4 separate regions of the Mus musculus genome follow, and regions 1, 2 and 4 are each linked to region 3. Evidence: chromatin loops called from intact Hi-C (ENCODE). Cell type or tissue: heart. All regions are shown on one strand. Region 1 has its middle 2.2 kb from the start of Mfsd6l. Region 2 overlaps Pik3r5 (phosphoinositide-3-kinase regulatory subunit 5). Region 3 holds the start of Pik3r5 (phosphoinositide-3-kinase regulatory subunit 5). Region 4 overlaps Pik3r6 (phosphoinositide-3-kinase regulatory subunit 5).

Region 1 (2,500 bases), 120 kb after region 3:
TGTGTGTGTGTGTGTGTGTGTGTGTGTGTGTGTGTGTGTCTGTGTGTGTGTGTGACACATTATATATATGTAGGTCAGAAGACAATTTGTGGAAATTTATTGTTTCCTTCCACAGTGTGGGTCCTGGAAACAAAACTCAGGTTGTCAAACTTGGCAGCAAACACCTTTACCCACTGATCCATGACCACAGCGCTGCACAGGAAGTCAGAAGACAGAACTTGATCTAACCAAATGAATTCTCTTAGGCTGGATAACAGTCTTGTGCCACATTCACTGCTGTGGTCCGTTCCCCTACTCTTTCCTCTCCCCTTTTTTTTCTTAAGGACTCTCTCAAGCAGAGGCAGGAATGCAGGGAGCCTTCAGGAAAGCCAGAGCTTAGAGAATAAGAAAAATTGGCGTTTCAAGTAAAAAAGAAAAGTTGTACATTGTCTTAATTAGAGTCTTACTGCTGTGAACAGACACCATGACCAAGGCAACTCTTATAAAGACAACATTTAATTGGGGCTGGCTGACAGGTTCAGAGGTTCAGTCCAGTATCATCAAGGTGGGAGCATAGTAATGTCTAGGCAGGGATGGAGCAGGAAGAGCTGAGAGTTCTACATCTTCATCTGAAGGCTGCTAGGAGAAGACTGGCTTCCAGGTAGCTAGGATGAGGGTCTCAAAGCCCATGCCCACAGTGACACACTTCCTCCAACAAGGACACACCTCCAAATAGTGTCAGTCCCTGCGCCAAGCATATACAAACCATCACACAAAGCCATAGTAGTGTTCTTGGCCCTACGATCCATGGCCTCATATAGCATGGGGGAGAAATAGAAAAAGTCCAAGGGAGTTAGACTTGAGCTCCTTCCTGTCAACTAGATGGAGTCCCTGGGCTGGTGGGATCCTTTGAAGCCGGGAATCCATATTAGTTACTTTACTGTCGCTGGGCTAAAACGTCATGACCAAAGAGCAACTATAGAAAGAGTTTGTTTTGGCTCAGGGGTTCCAGAGGGATGAGAGTCCACTGTGGCAGGAAGGATGGCAGCAAGCAGCGGGCGGGCATGGCGGCAGGAAGCCGAGAGCTCACATTGTCCAGCACAAGCATGAAGCAGTGAGAGCAAACAGAGAGGCAGCTTTAAACTCTCAAAGCCCTTGCCAGACGCATACGCCTTTAATCTCAGCACCCCAGCGGCAGAGGAAGGTGGATCTCTGCGAGTTCCAGGGCAGCCTGGTCTACAAGAGGGAGTTTCAGGACAGCCAGAGCTACACAGAGAAACCCTGACTCAAAAACCCCAAAACCCCAAAAGAAAAAAAAAAAACTCTCAAAACCTGATCCTAGTGTCATACTTCTTCCAGTAAAACCTGCTAACTGTCCCACCACTACCACCAAACAGCGCCACCAACTGGGGGCCAGGCATTAAAATATTCGAGTGTACGGCGACCATTCTCATTCAAGTCAATATAGAATGGGGGGTGAGTGTCAGTAAAGTAACTAATATGGCATTTTATCTCTGACCTCATTATTCCAGGAACAAGGGAAAGTCCCATGACCCATTCTTAAAGCCAAGGATGATGTGAGTAGGGCTCAGGGTTGCTTTAGTATACACACCCAAAGGCAGTCCAGGCTGACAGAAAGTCTCTGCTCGCCCATGGGCGTGGAAAGCAGGAAATGTTTTCTCCGGTAGCCAGAAGCAGTCAAGCCCAAAGAGTCTCAAAGAGCCAAGAAAGCAGCTGCGGGAAAGAGCAAGTGGGGGGAAGGCTGCTGAAAGAGGCAAAGGCAGGGGCACTGTGGTGGGGGGGGGGGGGGCGGCGCAGGCGGGCTGGCAGGTGGGAGGGCAGGCAGTCTTTAGTGGTTTGAAACTGGTAACAATCATGGCCTCACTGAGTCTGACCTGGGATTTTCTGTTTTTCTGAACTGAGGTGATGTGAACTGCTTCAGACCAGTTTGAACGTTCACAATCACACAAGCATTAGGTTTTTGTTTTGGTGTGTGTGTGTGTGTGTGTGTGTGTGTTTAGGTTTGTGGTTGATATCTTTGAGACAAGATCTCATATAACAAAGGCTGGTCTTGAACTCCTGATTCTCCTGCTTCTACCTCCAGATGTGGGATTAAGCCTCCACACCCATTAATCACTTGCATGTTTGTTTTCTTTTTGCTCAGTTTTGTAAACAAGGTCTCACCTCAAAAAAGCTAGCTGAGGCTGATGATGAACTCCTGATCCCCCTGCCTCCATCCCTCAAGTGTTAGACTCAGGCATGCGTCACCATACCCAGCTAGCAACTCTTAGTTTTTAAATTTTAATTTAATAACGTTTTAATCCTTAGGTTCTAAGTATCAGTGAGAGTCTGTCAGCCATATGGTAAGAGAAAGTGCGGAGGACCTTAGCTGTCTACCCGTCTCCTGAGAAATTACCATTTCAAATTTAGCTACACATACATATTGGCTGGCAAACACCCCCCACTCTCCAATCCACGGCCAAATTAGGTGCATTGAGCAAGCCTTGAATGAAAAATGAAT
Region 2 (2,500 bases), 49 kb after region 3:
GGAGGCACAGAAGGAGGGGGGAATACAACAGAGATAAAAACCTAAAAAAAAAAATCTAAAATAAGAAATGTGAGTAACCCACACAGAGATGTCAGCATTAACTAAAGGACTGTTAATTGAAGAAAGACATTGTGGAACTGAACCAGTATCATAATAACATCAGGTATTATGGAAATAATGTGTCCCAATCAAAGTACCAAGGTCATTTAAACTGGAACAACTATAGCCTACTTGAAATTATAAACAGACTACAGAAGCATTTGATTTATTCATTTGCTATGTGTTTATTTATATGCTCTTAGAAGAGACTAAGAAGGAGGTATTTGCATCACTAGGTCTTTCATAATGCTAAAGTTATTAAAATAGCACCTATTAGTGTAGAAATAGATCGGTAGAGCCAAAGGCAATATCTAGAAACAGATTAAATACACAAAAGCTATGCCATGGTAAAGAGGCACCCTCAAACCAGCAACAAAAAAGCTCAGTCACTTAATAAGTACCATCAGGATAGCTGGCAGATCACTTTAGAAATGAGTTAAAATTCTAATCCTGCAGAGCACTGGCAGTTCACACCTTTGACCTCTGCATTCTAGAGGCAGAAGCAGGTGGACTTCTGTGAGTTTGAGGCCGGCCTGGTCTATAATAATGAGTTCCAGGCCAGCCAGGACTACATAGAGAGACTGTGTCTCAATTTAAAAAAAATTAAACGAAGTTCCATCTTAAACATAAAATAACTTGCAGATAAGTAAAAGATTTAAGCATCGAAAACAAGAGAATAAAAATAGTGGAAGAAAAAAATAGGAGATGTGAACCTGGTCTGCAAAAAAAGTGGAGTGGCCAAGGCCATTCCTAAGATAAAGCTACAGAGAGCTATGAGGATCGGGAAGTGTAGAACTGAACACCCAAACATGGAACACAAATGACAAATGTGTGTGTGTGTGTGTGTGTGTGTGTGTGAAATTATTTCAGACCTATGGAAGGTTCTTTTGAGTCAGTTTTAAAAATTGTCAGACACACCAGTGAAAATATAAATATTTTTATATTGACTTTATATATCAATTATATATTGAATAAATATGATTCACATGCTTCAGAAAGGACCCAGAGAATAATGGTCTCTAGGACCGAAGCAGATGCAGAATTGGAAGGAGCTATTGCCTTCCTTTTCAAAGTAGCTGACTTTTAAAAAGACTGAAAATACCAGTATTGATGGGAAAATGATGAGGGCTGGCTCCAGCATCACCCTTTTACACCACTATTCCATTCCTGAAACTCAATCCGGAAGACTAACCACAGCTGTGCAAAGATTTAGCAGAGAGAAAATGTCCATCAATTGTACCCTTCCTAGGCGTTAACCAATGCAGAACCCTGATTAATGACCATAGCAGTCATTTGGTACGGGTGCTCTTCAGTTTTCTAAAATGGAGGCTGGCGAAATGGCTCAGCAATTAAGAGCAAACACTGCTCTCACAAAGGATCCAAATTTAGTTCCCAGCACCCACATGGGACAGTGCACAGCCATCTTAACTCCAATTCCATGGAATCTGTCACCCTCTTCTGGCCACCTGGAGCACCTGCATGCATATACGCACTTTCCCACATACCATATACGCACATCATAAAAATAAATAAATAAAATCTCTCAAAATGGTATTTAAAAAGCAGCACTTAGATTATTAGATGTTGATTAGCTAATTGACTGAAACCCCCATACATGATACATTGTAATCCTTTTGCTTTCCCATTGTAACGTTTACTTACTCTATGTTGTGTTTAGCATCCGGGGCATTTAGCTGTTGTCATGTAAACACAAGCTGACTGAAGCATTACATTCTATACCCCAACTCAGGAGCCCTCAAAAGTTCAGGACTGGATTTTCACTTGTGAATTCTTTTGCAAGGGTTTACACCTCACATCTCCAGCCGATCCGCTGATCTGTCTGCTCATCTTAAATGAGCAGTCAGTGTAAGGTCAGTCTCTTTCATGGACCTGCCTTGACTTGTGGCTGTTGACCCGGGTTCCCTTTCCGGGAGACAAAGCTTTTCTTTCCTTTTGCAATTTCGAGGAAAAGGATTTAAACTCCGGACGCCTTGACGGTGCCTCTGCGCACACAGAACTGAGTGGCTCCTTGATTTGAAGCAGTCCAGGGAGATCGCTGTACAGGGGAGGGGCATCACCTAAGGAGAGAGACTGCTTCCTACTTTCAAGCAGAACCATGTGGCTAGCCTTAGCTGGGTGCACGCAATGCTTTGAGATGATGCTTTTGTGGGTTGTTGGTCAGAAGCGCTGTTCTCAGCAGCCCAGCAAACAGGTGTGGAGAGGCAGGAACTTGGGATGATGGCATGCTAAACTTGGGAGTGACGAGCCAGACAGAGCAGCCACTGATGGTGGAAATGAAGGACGGGCCCTTCATCAAAGGAGGGAGGGCCCAGCGGTGGCTACTCACTGCTGAGGGTCCTTGGTATGAGACTATGAGAGGTGTCAGATACACACACTAAGG
Region 3 (2,500 bases):
GTGGCACCACCGAGTGACAGAGGCACCCATGGGTCTTTCCAGCTGCACTGGGGACACTGCTTCTAGTGGCTGTCACTTTAATTTCTGTCCAGAAGATGCCAGGTGCTCTTGAGGTCTGGTGGTTGGCCCTGCAGGGACAACAACACACCCCAGTGTTGAAGGGAGGAAAATTTCAAACTCAACATCTGCGCCACAGCTGCTAGTAAGAAAGAGGGTGTGCCATTGGAGGGCAGCATCGCTGGGTTTCTGAGGTCCTGAGCTTCCCGGGGTTTTAGCTTTATTCTGCCTTCAGTTTTGGGAATAGCAAGAATGCAGAAGAAGTCAAACATTCCACAACTTCTCTAGCACATTCCTGGACTGTGAAATGCGCTCTTCTCTATCTTCTCCTTCAGGCACCTACTGCCAATCTTGTCTGCTTCTTTACAGTGAAGCCTGCTTCCTCCATCCCTCTCCTCCAAATGTCAACATGTTTGTGAATAAAGTAGAGACTGGGGAGAGAGTTGTATGGACCACATTGCCCACGGCCGGGCTCCTCACCTGTAAACAGGTAGTTGGGATGGAGATCACTGTGGCTAGACCTATGGTGGGCATTGAGCCCCTTCCCACCTAGTTCCAACTTCTGCGCCCGCCCAAAGGGTACTTTCTGTTTCTGTCTATTTAGGGAAGTTGCTTTTTCTTGGTATTTAGGGAGTCAGGAAAAGAAAAACCATTGGGTTTTTACATTAGCTTTCAGGTAGGGTTGTGGCTTTTGAGCAACAATAACGTATGACCTTGTGGTCGGTTCTAGATCTACTACTGGGAAGGTGGAACCCAGCTGAAGTGATGAGAGATTCTGGTACCGTGTAGAGGTGGTGGGTTGTGAGATCAGAGGTTGCAGAAGCAGTGCTGGAAGTTTGGATTGGTTGGAAGTTTCTAGGAAGATTCCTGTAGACGGAATAGAGGAATCAGGGTGCTTACTCCTCAGCACATCAGGGGTGCAGGCCTTTTAAGGGTTAAGAGCACCCGAAAAATAGAAGTAGTAGGAGGAAGTGGGGCGCTGGGTCGCATTGCGAGAAGGAAGCAGCTCATCGGAGCTTCCTCTTTCTCCTCCTTCCCCGAAGCCCCCACCCACCCCTCCTGCACAGACAAAACGCTCTTCCGCCCCACGGAACCTCACCTTACTTTTGGGGAGCTGTGTTACTCAGTACTGGTACACAAGCCGAAGCGGATGGGGTCCTAGCGCAGGGCAACTGCTTTGAGTCCTAAACTCTAGGGCTGGATGTACCGGCTTGACACAATCGAGCCACCAGAGGGCGAGAGAGCCCGGCTGGGCGGCTAGCCCTGGTCATACCCCGCCCCCAAAGCCCCGCCCCAAAGGCCCCGCCTCCCCTAGGGTTGTAGAGACCCGGCAGATGCTGGGACTTGCTGCCCGGTTCCAGCCGCTGAGCGGTGGTCGGGGGCCTCACCCCAACTGCTGAGAGTCGCCGCAGGAGAGGGGCTCGGCGCCCGGCGCCCAGCGGGGACTGCAGGTGTGTAGCTGGACAGCCAGGGGGTGCTGAGGACGCGTATAAGAGCTCGAAGCACAGCCAGAGCAGGTTGGGACCATTCTGGAGTAGTGTGCTCCAACTGCAGCCGGTAGGCTGGACAGTTGGCGACCTTCTAGTTCTATAGTTAAGGTCCACCTAGGGGACCGGGGCCCACAAACCCATGGGACAAACCCAGAGGCAGAAGGGGCGTCCCAGGACTGTTCATCAAGATTGAAGTAGCTATGCGGCCAAGTGTGTGTGTGTGTGTGTGCAGCCTCCTGCTGGGTTACAAGCCACCGTGTGCTCTGGAGTGAAGGAACCTGCCTGTCTCTGGCTCTGAACTCTCTGGAGGAACGTGGACAACAGGAGTTGTTTGGCATCAGGACCGGGGCGTTATCCTCCACCGAGCCTCAGGCTGCCCAAAGTTAGTGACTCTCAGACGCGGCTGCGGGCTGGGAATTGCGCGCCCAGCACAGTGTTTACACGCCGGAGACACGCGAGTATGAGTGTGTGAATGTATACACGTGTGTGCATGGTAGGACTGGCATGATGGCCCATCCTAGGGTGGTAGTAGTAAATATGCAAGAAGTTCAGGACAGTAGGAGGAAGGAGGCTGTTCAGAGGGAAAAGGAAGGCGAGATGAAAGCAGCAGGATGTGGTATGAAGTGAGTTAAGCCTCCTGTCGAGAGGAGGGGTGGCTTTTGGCAACAGGAGGTCTAAAAGCAGGCCAACTCACCTGAAGGCCTTTTCTGAATGGCGGTCCACTTTGCTTTCCTTGCCTGGTAAGGCCCGGTTCCCAGAGCAGAGCTATGCTCCTGTAATGCCTGTCGAGTCTTTGGAACCCAGTTGTACAGTACAGCTTTCCAAGGTGAAACACATTTTAAATAGGGTTCTTAAGCCTTGATGGGGGAGTTTGCTTGGTAAGGTGTAAGACGGAATAGAGACCTGAAGTCCAGCCAGGTTCTGGCATATGACATCTCCTTATTTGTAAAACT
Region 4 (2,500 bases), 110 kb after region 3:
TCTTATTAAAAATACAATGTGTTGTTACAAACCGTGGTCACTGTACTGTGCAGTTGCTCCCTTGACCTTGCTCCTCCTATAGAGCTGGAATTTTGTATCTTTTACTAGTATCTGGCAGATAGGTTTGATCAGAATGAATGCCTCCTGATTCTTCCTCTCCATTCTTTTGTTTTGGGAAGGACTCAGATGTAAGCCACAGGAACTTTTCAAATCAGCTTAGGACCGGAGGCATTATTAGCTTACCTTGCTGGAAAGGTCCGGACTGGTGTGGCTGTCACTGTGCAGCTCAGAACCTAGCATGGGCAGGTGGGTGGGTGGAGCCCCTCAGGCTGTAGGGACAGAAGCTCTCTCTAAACTCCCTCCTTTCCCCTTTCTTTCTGTCCCTCCCTCCCTTCTCCCTTCTTCTCTCTAGATCTTCACCAGCTTGAGTCACGACCCTACAGAGGACATTTTCCTCACAGAGCTGAAGGTGAAGATCCAAGACTCCAAGTCCCCCAAAGGTGAGCTTCTGCTCCCCGTTTCCCAGAGCTCACCCTGGTTCAGCTGCCCCTTACCCTCACTCTCTGGTCTCTCACCAGATGTCAGCCCCATGGTCACCTTACTGTGTCATGGGACCCTGCTGAATGCCAGGGCCACACTTACCTCTGTCTCAGGGCACTCCCAGACTGAAAGGCCATCTTCTCAGATGTTGCCTCTCCATCCAGGAACAGCTGCCCTGTCTATCCAGCAGCTATGCCTGGGAGACATGGGGAAGGGGCTCTCACTTTCTACCCCCTCTTGTCTTCCCTCAGAGGGCTCTTCACCTCGAAGGAGAGGGGCAGCTGAGGGCACAGGAGCTGAGCTGTCCATGTGCTACCAGAAGGTCAGTGTCACTGGCATAACCAACAAAAACTTAGGAGGCACAGTGAATGAAAACCAGCCTTTGGGGTGGGGGTGGGGGTTGTAGACAGAGCCAAAGGGATCCCCCAGCCTTTCTTGAAGATACCACCAGACTCTTTCAGCCTCCAGAGCAATCTGCAACGATGGTGTAGGGACGAGGTTGACCTTACATGTAGACAAGGAGGCAGTGTGCTCTAAGAAATTAGAGGTTGGGTGAGCACACTGGTGCATGTCTTTAAGCCTAGCATTTGGAAAGCAGAGGCAGGTGGATCTCTGTGAGCCTGAGGCCAGCTAAGACTATATAGTGAGACCTCAGCTTAGAAAAGAAAAGAAAAGAAAAGAAAAGAAAAAAGAAAGAAAGAAAGAAGAAAGAAAGAAAGAAAGAAAGAAAGAAAGAAAGAAAGAAAGAAAGAAAGAAGGAAAGCAAGCTAGTTTCTTGCTCAGAACCTTCTTCCTTGTGAACTACCTATCTAGGCGTCTGATTGGCTCCTTGGGGATTAAGAATGGCTAAGCCTCTGCCCATATGCCCCTTATTGGTATCAGTACCCAAGGAGAACCTCAGGGTAGGGTGGAAGCCTGGGAGAAGCGAGACATGAAGATGCAGGGGAAAGGAAAGCCCTCGGGACTCCCTCTTCTGCTCAATTCCCATCCCCAGGCCCTGCTCAGCCACAGACCACGAGAGGTCACTGTTTCTCTGCGGGCCACCGGGCTGGTCCTGAAGGCCATTCCAGCTGGTGACACTGAAGGTGAGGAGCTGGGAATGCAGAGTGAGGAAATGGGAGGGATGAGGAGAAAATCAGGGAGGAGGAAAAAGGGTAAGAAATAGGGAAGCCAAGGTTGAGAGGCGGCAGCTGGGCGGGGCCTCGGCAGGGGTCAGAGGGTGGTTGGCTGAAACCAGGCAGCCTTGAGTAAAGCAGGACCCCAGCCCCCAGGTGGTCCACTGGCTGACAAGCTAGCTATCCCAGCCTTGAGGCTGGCTCCCAAAGCTGGAAGGTAGAAGGACCTGGGAGCAGAAGCGCCCCCTCTCTGAATTAGGCCTGCAGAGCTGGCAGCCTTCCCCTGGGAAATGTTGGATTTACATATTATTCCAAAATAAAAATAAATGAACGAATGAAATGGAGTGACTGGGGGACAGCGGAGAGGAGCATCGAGTGAACATGCTTGGTTCAGAGCCTGTTCTGAGTCTCCTGCGGAGGTGACCTTGAAGTTATTTTCTTTGCTTCTGTTTCCCCTCAGGAAGGAGTTAGGAATACTGATAATATCTGTCTCAGAGAGTTCACATGCTCAGGGGAAAAAAATGTCCCGCACCTAACAGAGTGCTGCTAAATTAAGCCCCTGAAAAATGTGTTTGGCTCTGGTAGTCTGTGTCACCACGTTTTGTCCTTCCAGGGACCCAGGAGCTCTTTGTGAAAGCTAATATTGATGGCGTGCTATGTCTATATAAGCTGATTTTTCCCCCTGTGTCATTCATTGCTCACATTATTTGTGGCCTTCCTCCTTAGACCAGGCTGGTCTCGAACTTGGCATCCCCTTGCTTCCAGCATCGGTGTTCTTACAGAGACAACTGGCATAAAAGGGAAGAAACTCAAGAAATAATACTTTCATAAAAGGTCACTTCCAG

Evidence for each region. A loop is a pair of places that touch in the nucleus more often than their neighbours do. Peaks named below come from ENCODE experiments on the same cell type or tissue, not always from the same donor. Only the 100,000 strongest peaks of a DNase experiment are listed, where the experiment ranks them.
Region 1: it touches region 3 in a loop (2.4-fold over the local background); 9 of 42 quality-filtered maps call a loop at or near these places.
Region 2: a loop joins it to region 3, with 5 times the contacts of the local background. A loop is called at or near these places in 18 of 42 quality-filtered maps.
Region 4: it touches region 3 in a loop (2.3-fold over the local background); 9 of 42 quality-filtered maps call a loop at or near these places.

The regions. Positions count from the first base shown.
Region 1 is chr11:68,552,712-68,555,211 of GRCm38, forward strand. No RefSeq gene overlaps it. Among named protein-coding and RNA genes, the nearest start is that of Mfsd6l, 2.2 kb to the right of the region's middle. In heart, a CTCF peak has its summit at 1,391 (motif pointing left); a DNase peak (open chromatin) is centred at 1,630.
Region 2 is chr11:68,479,309-68,481,808 of GRCm38, forward strand. The region is part of intron 5 of Pik3r5 (phosphoinositide-3-kinase regulatory subunit 5); the gene reads left to right. Among named protein-coding and RNA genes, the nearest start is that of Pik3r6, 22 kb to the right of the region's middle. In heart, a CTCF peak has its summit at 1,558 (motif pointing left); no DNase peak of the experiment used is centred here.
Region 3 is chr11:68,430,755-68,433,254 of GRCm38, forward strand. Pik3r5 (phosphoinositide-3-kinase regulatory subunit 5) reads left to right here and starts at 1,371. Exons shown (of 19, transcript NM_177320.2): 1 at 1,371-1,508. Gm32046 (a long non-coding RNA gene) reads right to left here and starts at 1,331. Exons shown (of 2, transcript XR_388771.3): 1 at 1,157-1,331; 2 at 1-924. In heart, CTCF peaks have their summits at 1,281 (motif pointing right) and 1,505; a DNase peak (open chromatin) is centred at 1,327; H3K4me3 peaks cover 1,344 bases; H3K27ac peaks cover 715 bases; H3K27me3 peaks cover 2,194 bases.
Region 4 is chr11:68,543,186-68,545,685 of GRCm38, forward strand. Pik3r6 (phosphoinositide-3-kinase regulatory subunit 5) reads left to right here. Exons shown (of 20, transcript NM_001081566.2): 15 at 413-500; 16 at 792-862; 17 at 1,535-1,625. Among named protein-coding and RNA genes, the nearest start is that of Mfsd6l, 12 kb to the right of the region's middle. In heart, a CTCF peak has its summit at 1,560; a DNase peak (open chromatin) is centred at 1,586; H3K4me3 peaks cover 440 bases; H3K27ac peaks cover 757 bases; H3K27me3 peaks cover 777 bases.